2 separate regions of the Homo sapiens genome follow, and region 1 is linked to region 2. Evidence: read pairs that join two places in POLR2A ChIA-PET (ENCODE). Cell type or tissue: PC-9. All regions are shown on one strand. Each heading gives the region's core, and the rest is flanking DNA. Links, peaks and the distances in the headings are about the cores only.

Region 1 (5,384 bases), core at 195-5,194, 61 kb after region 2:
ATACAATGTGTTGTGTTTTAAGCTAAGTGTTTTCACAAAAGAGTCAAAAAGTTTCTAAAAATTCAAAAGTTTATAAAGTAAAAAGTTACAGTAAGCTAAAGTTAATTTAGTATTGATGGAAAAATTTTTAAAGAAATTTAGTGTAGCCTAAGTGTACAGTTTTTATAAAGTCTATAATAATGTACAGTAATGAGCTGGGCCTTCACATTCACTCACCACTCACTCACTGACTCACTCACAGCAACTTTCAGTTCTGCAAGCTCCATTCCTGTAAGTGCCCTGTACAAGTGTGCCATTTTTTACCTTTATACTGTATTTTTATTATACATTTTCTATGTTTAGATACACAAATATTTACTATTGTGTTATAATTGCCTACAGTATTCAGTAGAGTACCATGCTGTACAGGTTTGTGGCCTAGGAGCAATAGGCTGTTCCATATAGCCTAGGTGTGTGGTAGGCTAGGTTTGTGTAAGTACACTCTATGATGTTCGCACAAGGATGAAATCACCTAACAATACATTTCTCAGGACCTATCCCTGTCCAGTGATGCATGACTGTATACAGATACTGATTTTCAACAAAGTCACTAATAAAAATCAATGAGGAAAGGAAGGTCTTTATATTAGGCTGGTGCAAAAGTAATTGTGGTTTTTGTGATTGAAAGTAATGGCAAAAATTGCAATTACTTTTGCACTAACCTAAATAAATGATTGTGAGAACAGCTGGCTATTCAAATGGAAAACAATGAAACTTGACTTATTTTTCACATCACATCAAAAATTAATTTGAGATAGACATAAACATGAAAGCTAAAACAATAAAACTTCTAAAAGAAAACATGAAAATATCTTCACTAACTTGGAACAGGCAGAGTTCTTAGACACTAAAACATTAATTACAAAAGAAAAATTGATAAATAGTACTTAAATTCATAAGTTCTCCTTATCAAAAGATACTAAGTGAAAAGATAGGCCATTGACTAAGAAAACATGTGCAATAAAATATCTAACAAAGGTTTATCTATTCTATTATATTGATCACATTTCTATCTGAAATCTATCATATTATTCCAATGATATCTGAAATTAAGTAGTTTAAGTTCTCCATGATACGTATCAGGAATATATTTTTTAAATTAATAATAAAAAGACAAGCAACCCAACTTAAATATGGGTAAAATGCCCAAATGAGCACTTCACAAAAATTAGTATATAAATAGCCAACAAAGGTATAAAAAATGCTCGACATTATTAGTCATCATTGTAATGCACATTAAAACCACAACGAGATATCATAATACACACATCAGAATGGTCAGGGAAAAAAGACAATATCAAGTATCGTCAAGGATGTGAAGTAAGTGGAAATCACATACATTGCTGGTGGGAATGAGAATGTTGCAATTATTTTGGAAACATGTCTGTTGATTTCTAATTGAGTAAGTTAAATAAACATCATCAACTCCTTGACCTGGCAATTCTACTGTTAGGTTTATAATCATGATACATGAATACATATGCCCACAAAAGACTTGTATAACAGTGCTCATGAAAACTATATTTATAATAGCAAAAAGGTAGAAATAGCACAAATGTTTATCAATAGGAGAATGGATAAGCAAATTGTAGTATATACAATGGAACTACCTACCATTTGTGGAATACTATACAGCAATAAAAAGAAATGAACTCTGGGCAATAACAACATGGATAAAATTTTTTTAAAATACTTTGACTAAAAGAAATCAAATCAACCACTATAGAGGACAACTTTTAAATTATATTTGAATTTCAAGAATAGGCAAAACTAGTATCGGAGATAGAAGTAAGAATAAATGTTACCCTGGGCTAGGAAAGTGGGGTGTTATTGACTGGAGAAGGTCATGAGCTAACTTTCAGCAATGATGGAAATGTTTTAGGTCTGGATCTAGGTGATGGTCACATGAATATATAAATATGTAAAACGTATTTAAGCTGTACACTTAAAATTTCTGCACTGTATAATATAAAAATTGTATCTCAATAAACATTGAAAAAGTCAAAATAGTATTAGAAATTCCTTTTTCTAATCATATAGAAACGCTTACTCCACTTCTGCTGAACCCCCACCAGAAAACCTTCAACATTCTACTGTGTCCTGTTTGGAGAAGTATATCCTCTAATCCTTCTTTGTTGAGATTACTAAATAATTCACTTAACAGCTTGGAAAGCATCCACCATATACTTCACAGAATGGAGTTGGATTTGTGGAGCCACAGATGGGGGACAACCACTTTATCCCTAGAGCATATCTGCCCCATAATTGGCTCAGGGATGGCCGCCTGAGATCCTGAGTGGAACATAGGAGGAGCTAACTCCCAACCATACAACCAAACTCCTGGTTCAACTAGAAATTCGGGGGTAGGTGCCTCACACAGGGACATGAGCATGAGTGGGTAGGTGGGAGAGCCTTACCTTGGCTTAATCCCTTGTCCTTTTTTTCATGGACTTGCTTGACAGAATGTGTGGTGGGGGCTGGGTAGGAGGCTCACCTTGACAGACAAAACGCTGACAAATCACCTTCAAAGGAGTTGAGATAATTTGATGGGAATCATTTCTTCTCTGTGGAGTACTAAAGGACTGATGTAGGGTAGTTGACTAACTGAGGGCGGTGTCAGAGCCAGCTTTGTAGTAAGGGAGGAAGGTTAGGAAAACAGGTTTCTCACGCACATGGGAACATTGGGGTAGGTAGGGGGCTTAATGTATTTTCAGGGTCTGTGCTAGCTGAGGGCATCTGGTAGCACAGTCTTCAGAGAAATTCTCCTAAATATTTTCCACGTTTTCTATTCTACAAAAGAGAATTAGACCCAGGTGCTAAAGGCACAATCACATCTCATTGGTGTTCACCAAAGATTGTATTCATTGTTTCTAAAGATGCAACAGCCCATGTTTTTTTGCAGCAATTCCAGGCTCCAATGCAGAGAAGCCATGTTATGTATACAACTTGCATGAATCCCATTCTACTGTTCCTTGTTCCCTGTCTCGTTATCCTCAACTTCTAAGAAAGCTGATATCCTCGCTTACCTTAAATGTTTATAACCTTACACCAAGAAATACCAACAACTTTTTAAAAATTATTTACTTATGCCATTTTTATAATTAGGTACTTTGCTATTTAAGGCTTTCAGGGGCAAACACACAAAAAATTGTTTTGATCGAGTTACAAAATAAAATCTTAAACAAATGTACATAGAATACTCAAGAGTTTATTTTAAAAGTGATTAAAAACACATACCAACCTTAAGTGAATATCATTTCCTTTAAAATAATACCTAGGAAGGTACTTAATCCAACAAAAACTCCTCTTTTGCAATTGCCCCTAGAGCTAGTTCACAGCTGCACGTAACACAATAACAGATAAAATGAAACTCATTATTTTATAATTACACTGTCTTTAATTAAGAAAGATGTTGGCCTAGCTTACAATCAAAATCAAAACCCCCCCTTAACAAAGATGATTGGCCATCACTGAGGCAATTGCAAAATACCAGTTCAAAAGTGTGATTTTTTAAAAAAAACTGTGACAAGTGATGGAGGATTACAAAAACAAGTGACAAGCCTCCCAAACTTGTCTCTCAAGCTTGTCCTTTGAAGGAGACAGTAGTCATTTTTAATAACAAGACCTTTTTGTGAAATAAAATAAAAAATAAGAGAAACCCACTGAATCTCATTGCGTTGTTCTCATTCCTTTTGCAGATGAGTGCATACTGTGTATTGTGCCATTATTCTTTGAATGATCCCTTTTTATTTTTTAAAAACCACTTTGTCAATTTTTCCATTAATAAATTGCTATAAATTAATTGAAGAGTTCAGAAAACACAGAAGAAAATATGATCATCTATTATTCCACCACAAGAGATTAGTCATTTTAAAGGTGGGTTTTGTATATTACCTTAAAAATGATTACAATAAAGCTGAGATGGCTATGCTGGTTGAGATATTACATTTAGAAAAATGTGAAAGATCATTACTGAAGCCTTGATATTTGTTTTGTAGAAACTGAATATTGAGGGTAAAAATCAAGTTACAGTATTCTGTCTACAAGTCAGACTTCAAGTAATAGTTTCCAAATATATGAATGCCTTTGGCACTAGGGATTCTTAAGTGTATCATTTAAGAAGTAGTGCCTTCTCCAGCTCAGAAAGCTATGTCCCACAAAGCAAAGAAAGCCAGAAGTTACTTGTCTTTCCAGGCAAGTTGGCAAGAGTGAAACAAAAGAGGAGGTGATACCCATTAACTTTCCCTTCTGGATTATAGAGTGGGAGCCACTGCAACCTTTCATCCAATAGCCATGGTCACGGCCAAAGCCAAGCAATCCTGCCATCTTTGGGCTCCAGAATAAAAGAGCTTCACTCTTCCCAAGGTTTACCTGTGAGGACCAAGGTAAGAAAGAAAACTTTCTTGACAAATATTTGTCAAGAAATACTTGTCCTAAAGTCCAAATCTAAGTTTATTCACTAATCATTGTACTTGTAAGCCAACCGAGGTATACAGCATCTGAATTCCTCAAGCTATATTGCTGGAAATCCATATGAAACTCATTGAAAGGGCATTTCTCTTTACCACCTTCTTGCATTCCTTTGGCCACGCTGATGTCTGTCCCCTGTGTCTCAATTACTGAGCTGGGTACGGACTTTATGGACCTGAGGCAGAGAAGGGTGGAATCTGGGTTGACAGGGAGACTTAGGAGATACTAGGATGTAGTGAAGGCTATAGTAATTGATGGAATAATGCCTCCGAGACAGAACATGTAGAGTAAGAAGAGGAAAAGACAAAGATGGAGATTTGAGGAACCCTTGAAGTCTGACAGGGCATGGTTGTTCATAGGATTTAGAAACAAGAAACAGGGCATGCACAATGACACCCACATGGTGAAAGCATTCTATCTGATCATTATGTGTTATAAAACTGTATAAAACTATCTGTTATAAAACTTTATATTGAGCATCTCAATGGCAGGAACTTTGTCTTGTCTATCTTTGGGTCTTCCTTAGCTCCTACAAATGCTTAATTGATGTCTAGAGGGGAAGAAGAAGGAGAGGGTAGAAGCAGAGAAAAACAAGAAAATAGAAAACACAGAGTGGGAACAAGGAAGACAGGCAGGAGGAAATCAGCTGGAGAGGTAATATTCCACAAAGATTCTCTGTCCAGCTTGCTTGCTAGAAACCTAGAACTTCAGTGGCTAAGTCAATCTCTGAACAAGAAGAGGCATTGCCAAGAAGCCTGGGGGAACTGAAAGCCAACCCCAGGAAACTAGCCTGCAGAGTAGAAACAAGGAGTGTGCAGTGTTGTTTCTAGACCCACACAAGAAATTGATAATAACTTCAGTAAAGTCAAGGCTTC
Region 2 (5,384 bases), core at 107-5,106:
CTTTTTGTGCACCCTGCAGAACCATGAGCCAATTAGCCTCTTTTCTTTATAAATTCCCCAGCCTCCGGTATTCCTTTACAGCAACACAAGTGAACGGAGACACTATCTGAGCATAATTATGAGTTGTGTTTGGGGCCTGTGGTAGGATGTGAGAGTTGGCATTCCCTGCTCTTTGCCTGTCTTTCTACAGTGATGTTCTCCTCCATGGTCCCTGGAATATTCTTCTGTCTCCAGGCCCCACAAAACCCAGAACCATTTTGGAGGACAGCATGACAGAGGAAGAGGAATGGCATCGAGAGAGGCACTGTACATGCATTATTTTATTTATCGTCAGAGCAGCCCGTTTCACTGGGGGAAACTAGGCCCAGAGTGGGTCCAGAACCTACTCCAGGTCACACAGCCGGACAGAGCAGAAGCAGGGGTGGCACTTGCCTCTAGATTCCACTTTGCCTGTGGCCAGAGCAGCGTTCTGGCCACCCCAGGCCGGAGCACCTCCCTGCTGAGCCCTTTTAAGTAGCCTAGATTTGGAGGCAGAGCAGTGTAGGCTGGGGTGTAATTAAGTCATTAAGCTGACTGCTCTGGCAGGATGAGGCTTTCTGGCCCACTTGTTCCCGGCTTCAGTAGCACCGATGGTTCCCGGAGATCATCCTCTTTGTGCAAGTGTTTGACTCAGTGGTCTGTACTGGAATTAGACGGATCCCTTTGCCACCACCTCCGGCCTCTAGGGCTTGTGCTTTGGAGGCCCAGCCTTCACATGCTTCTCCTCCAGAGTAGGCTGCTAGAGAGAAGCTGCTAGCTGTGTTGGTGCCCTTGACACGGCTGTCCACATTAACTTCAAGCACTGCCAAATTGGCAGGTTAAACAGGGAACCATCACGTTTTCAAATTCTGTGTTTATCTTATATTTTATCTACCCCAGAACTCATCTTCAAAAAATGGGGAAAGAGAGATGAAGGGGATGATAGAAAAACAAGGTAGCTGAACTTGTACTTTAATTGAAAAAAAAAAAAAACATAATTACTCTAAGCAAAAAATAGTTGTAGACGAAAGCACATGTTCAAAGAAACAAAGTGATCAAAACCATACTAACTTTATGTTTTTTCTCTTCCCACCTAACCTCCAGATTCCTGACTTGTTTCATCCTACTGGTTCTTTTCAAATTATACCTGTGATAATTCAGCTGTTAAAAGAGGAGTTTTGAAGTCCTGTTAATACGTGACTCGAGGAAAATCCAAGGTAGGGAGAAAAATTAAACTCCTCCACCGCTCTGGGGAACTTGGCTTTCTAAGGAGACATTGTTTTGAAACCAAGAACAAGCCAGAGATGACCAAGATTAGGTTTTATACTTTGCTTCTCAAGTCCTGATCCTAATCCATTAGAGCTAATTTTGCCTGATTCCTTTTCTGTATGCTCTGGGCTTGGGTGGGTTTCTCTTAGATGGAGGAAGAGTCAGGAAATGGGTTATGGGGAGGGAGAAAGGGACAGATTTCATTAAACTGCCAAAAATAGGTTTATGCCAGTAATAGCACGTATGATGCAAACTTGCTTCTACATGCAGAATAATCATCTGTATGGGAAGTTGCTTATGAAGATGATGACATTTAAGAGTTTGGCATCCCAGCAGTTTTACCTTTGATCTTGGAAAACTGCCCAAAGTAACTAAGTCATTTACAATCTGCCTTGCTTGCCATTTGAATTATTTTGAGGGTTGAGGGGGCACTTTCTTCTTCATTGTGCATTACCGGAGGCCTACTTTCTGATCTAAAAGAAGCAAAATAGGTGAGTCTCACACTCTGTGATTAAATAACACAAGCTTTGCTCTACAGTGACCTTATTTATACTCCAAATGACAGCCTACAGCAGATCGCATTTGACAAATTTTAATCCTCTTAAACTGAAGTCTGAAACAGATACTCGATAGGCTCTTCATTGCGCCAGAAGTGACAATGCTGTGCTCCTCATGAGGCTCCAGTGGAAGCTGAATCCTCACAGAGGGGCAGCCATCTGGGACTCTGGGTGGAGGCCAGCCCACAGCTCTACACCTCCTGTCTCACCTCCACTCAGCTCTGAGGGTGGGCTGAGGGCAGAAGGAAGTGGAGCTGGAGTTGTAGAGACAGCGGTTTAGTGGAGGGCTCTCTGTCCTGGCTAGTTGAGGTGCGTGATGGGTAGTGGCAGAGAGAGGGGGTAGGGAGTGGGGTGAGGGAAGTCCAGGGAGCCCCGACAGGTGGAGATGGGGAAGTTGGGAAGATTGGAAAGAGAGCGTGTAAAGGCAATGAAACATTTCCCCTGCTCCTGAAGAAAAACATGGACGAGGAAGACATGGATGTTGAGGCTTTAAAGCTGACTTTAAGTAAGGGAGATTGTTCCAGATTATCTGGGGGCCTGGTTCACTCCACTGAATGGCCTTCAGAGCAGAACTGAGGCTTCCTGATGAAGAAATTCTGACTGTGCAGAGCAACTTTGGCCCGTGTCCAAGAGTTGAAGTCTGTCTTTTCTGACAGCCTGCCCTATTGATTTCAGACTTGCCTATCCAGTCCCCATAATCAGGTAAACCAATTCTGTGCAATAAATCTGTTAATATCTGTCTCCTTCTGATGTGGTTTTACTGGTTAAAACTTGACTGATGCAGATTTGCAGCCTGGAGTCCCCTTCCAAACGTGAGAATTTGTGGCTTCAGCTGCTGGAAGCCTGGCTGTGGCAGAGGCCCTCAGCTGCCAGCTGTCCTTAGGGAGTGCTTTGACTGAGCAGAGTCCCCTTGCCCCAGGTCACACTCCCTTCCCAGGGCAGCAAAGCTCCAATGACTGTCTGATGTGGGGCTAGAAAGGCTGGGCCCCTGGCCCCAACTCTGGGTAAACCCAAGGGCTGCCTCAGCTTCAGAGCTCCCCATGAACTTGGCTGAGACCTTCATTGTGGCTGCATCATAGCCCCACTGCTCCCTTCACCCCACCCTCCTTTCTTCCCTTCTTACCCAGGCGTTGATTCCCAGAGCACTGCCTGATAAACCTCCTGCCCAAGAATTCTCATCTGCTCCCCAGGAAACCCCATCTGTACCAGGAACCTTACTCCACTGAGTTTCCATCTATTTCCTGCATCTTTGACTTTCCCTTCTTATTCATCTCTTTCCCCTCGCCACATGTAAATGCTCTAGGCTCTCCCATATTAAAAAGAAACACAACCAGGAAACATAATAACCATTCCTAAATTGTGTCATCCTCAAGTTGTGGCTGGTTTTGTTTGTTTGTTTGTTTGTTTTTTCCATATCCCAACTTCTTGAGGAGCTAACTGGACACTGTCTCATCTTCGCCTTCCACTTACTCCTCGATACAGCATGGCTTTTCTCAGCTGCCATCACTCCCTGAAATTGTTCTCAAGAAGGTCACCAGCAACCTCCTCTTTATTAAAATCCCATGACACTCTTCAGCCTTTCCTATATGTGACCTGGTGACTGGCAATGTGATTTTCTTTTGCCTTGATGAAGTTGTTGTCTGGCTCCAATAGCCTCCATCGCCCCCTCTGCACTGGATTCCCATATATCTCCCTGGCTGCTTCCCTTCAGTGTTCTTCATGGACTCCCTTTGTCAGCTGTTCAGTAGCTCCCTTTGTCAGCCTCTTTCTACTCTACACTCTCTCCTTGGGCGATTTGGCCACATCTGTAATTTCAAAGGTCACCTGTGTGCTTAAAGCCTACCAAATCCTTATTTCTAACCTCAGCCTCTGTCCTGGACTCTGAATGCTGCATATCCAACTACGGAACGTTTCTCCCTAAATGTTTTATCTTGTCTAATACTGAATTCACCCTCACACATGTTCCTCCCTTCTGAGCTAATAATACAATACATTCTTCCCACCAACAGAGCCTGCAGTGATCTTCAATTCCGCACCCCCACCCCACCTCCTCCGCCGCTCTCTCTCCCTCTCTCTCTCTCTCTCCCTCTCTCTGTCTCTCTCTTTTTCTCAACTCAGCCACTGGTCACTAGGGATTGTGGTATCATCCTCTTAAATAGTGTATTCTCTCAAAGTAGCCCTACTTCTCCCACCTTAATATTTCATCTCAGATCTTCACTGTTTCACATATTTTATAGCATAATAAACAGCGTTTAAAGCTGAGTGATCTGTGCTCCACACTGTGGAGGGCTTGGCTCTGTCCTTTCTCTGGTTACACCGCTAACCACAAGTCAAGAAGTCCATAGGACCTACAGGACATTGCCACCATGGGCCCACACACCCCAATTCCAGGCCATGTTTCCATACCTAGAACTGTGGATTCCCTGTCCAAATGGCCTGAGCCTGCTTCCAGGGCTGACGTGGGACTCTCCCACAGATCCATGCCCCCACGTGTATTCTCCATTGCTGGAGTGCATGCCTGTAGGCTTGAAAGTGGCAACAGGTGGCTGTTTGCAGCGGGGAGGGACAGAGGCTGGACGGAGGAGTCAGATAGTTCATATGCACATGTGTGCAGAATTTCTTGTGGTTCTAGATGGAGCTGGGGTGTCAGGCAGAGGGAGAACAGGGGTAAGCTGTGACTACTTTCAGTCTTTCTCCCAGCCCCATGAATGCTGGGGAAGAGGGTTCTGGTTATGAAGCATCTTTTATACACCAAGTACAAAGCTAAATAATGGGAATTAAAGATGAACCAGACATACTCATTGCCCTCCAGAAGCTCAGGAACAGACAAGAAGGGGAGCCATTATAAAATGAGATGAAATCCATTTTCATAAAGGCATGTTTGAAGAGCTGTGTGGGGTGGCAGGGTCAATCCCTGCCAGATAATAGGGAAAGACTTCTCGCATGGGAGAACATTTGACCTGAAATTTGAAGCTTGAGAGTAAGTTTGCCAAACCTGAGAAAGCCACTGTCAGCAAAGAAAACAGCAAACATTCAAAGAACCATGGGCGGCTTAGTGGGCTGGAAGCTCTGGGAGAGGTGGCTGGAAAGGCATCAGGACTGTCATGAAGGGGCTTGTGGGGTTTGCTTAGGAGCTTCTACTTCATCCCAAAGGCCATGGGGAAGCTTTATGCATTTAAAGTTGGGGACTCAGTGGGTATTAGCCACACGTTTGAAAGATTTCTCTGGACTAGCCTCTTAAGGGGTTTCCTCTTCTCCAGCATCCACACCCCTCACTGAGAGTCCAGCCATCACCCTGCTGCCAATCTCAACCTTCTGAAACCCACATTGGATGCTGTCACTCTTCTGCTTCTTCCCATTGCCTCCAGGTGAGAGCCGCATTTCCACTCCCTTTCTGTCCAGCCCCTCTCCTGCCTGCTCAGTCTCTGCCATGTGCTTCTTCTGTTGCAGACATACCCCATCGCTGGCCCCACCCCAAATACACCACACTTTCAGATTACTCTGCACCAATGCTCTTCTCCAAATTGCCAGCCTGAATAA

What was found. Peaks named below come from ENCODE experiments on the same cell type or tissue, not always from the same donor. Only the 100,000 strongest peaks of a DNase experiment are listed, where the experiment ranks them.
Region 1: POLR2A ChIA-PET joins it to region 2 with 6 read pairs; 2 of 35 experiments call an interaction of 5 or more read pairs at or near these places.

What each region holds. Positions count from the first base shown.
Region 1 is chr5:56,575,785-56,581,168 of GRCh38, forward strand. The region is part of intron 1 of C5orf67 (chromosome 5 putative open reading frame 67); the gene reads right to left. Among named protein-coding and RNA genes, the nearest start is that of C5orf67, 28 kb to the right of the region's middle. In PC-9, for the core only: no CTCF peak of the experiment used is centred there; no DNase peak of the experiment used is centred there.
Region 2 is chr5:56,514,638-56,520,021 of GRCh38, forward strand. All of the region lies in intron 4 of C5orf67 (chromosome 5 putative open reading frame 67), which reads right to left. Among named protein-coding and RNA genes, the nearest start is that of LINC01948, 36 kb to the left of the region's middle. RefSeq lists an enhancer at 14-514. In PC-9, for the core only: no CTCF peak of the experiment used is centred there; a DNase peak (open chromatin) is centred at 2,564.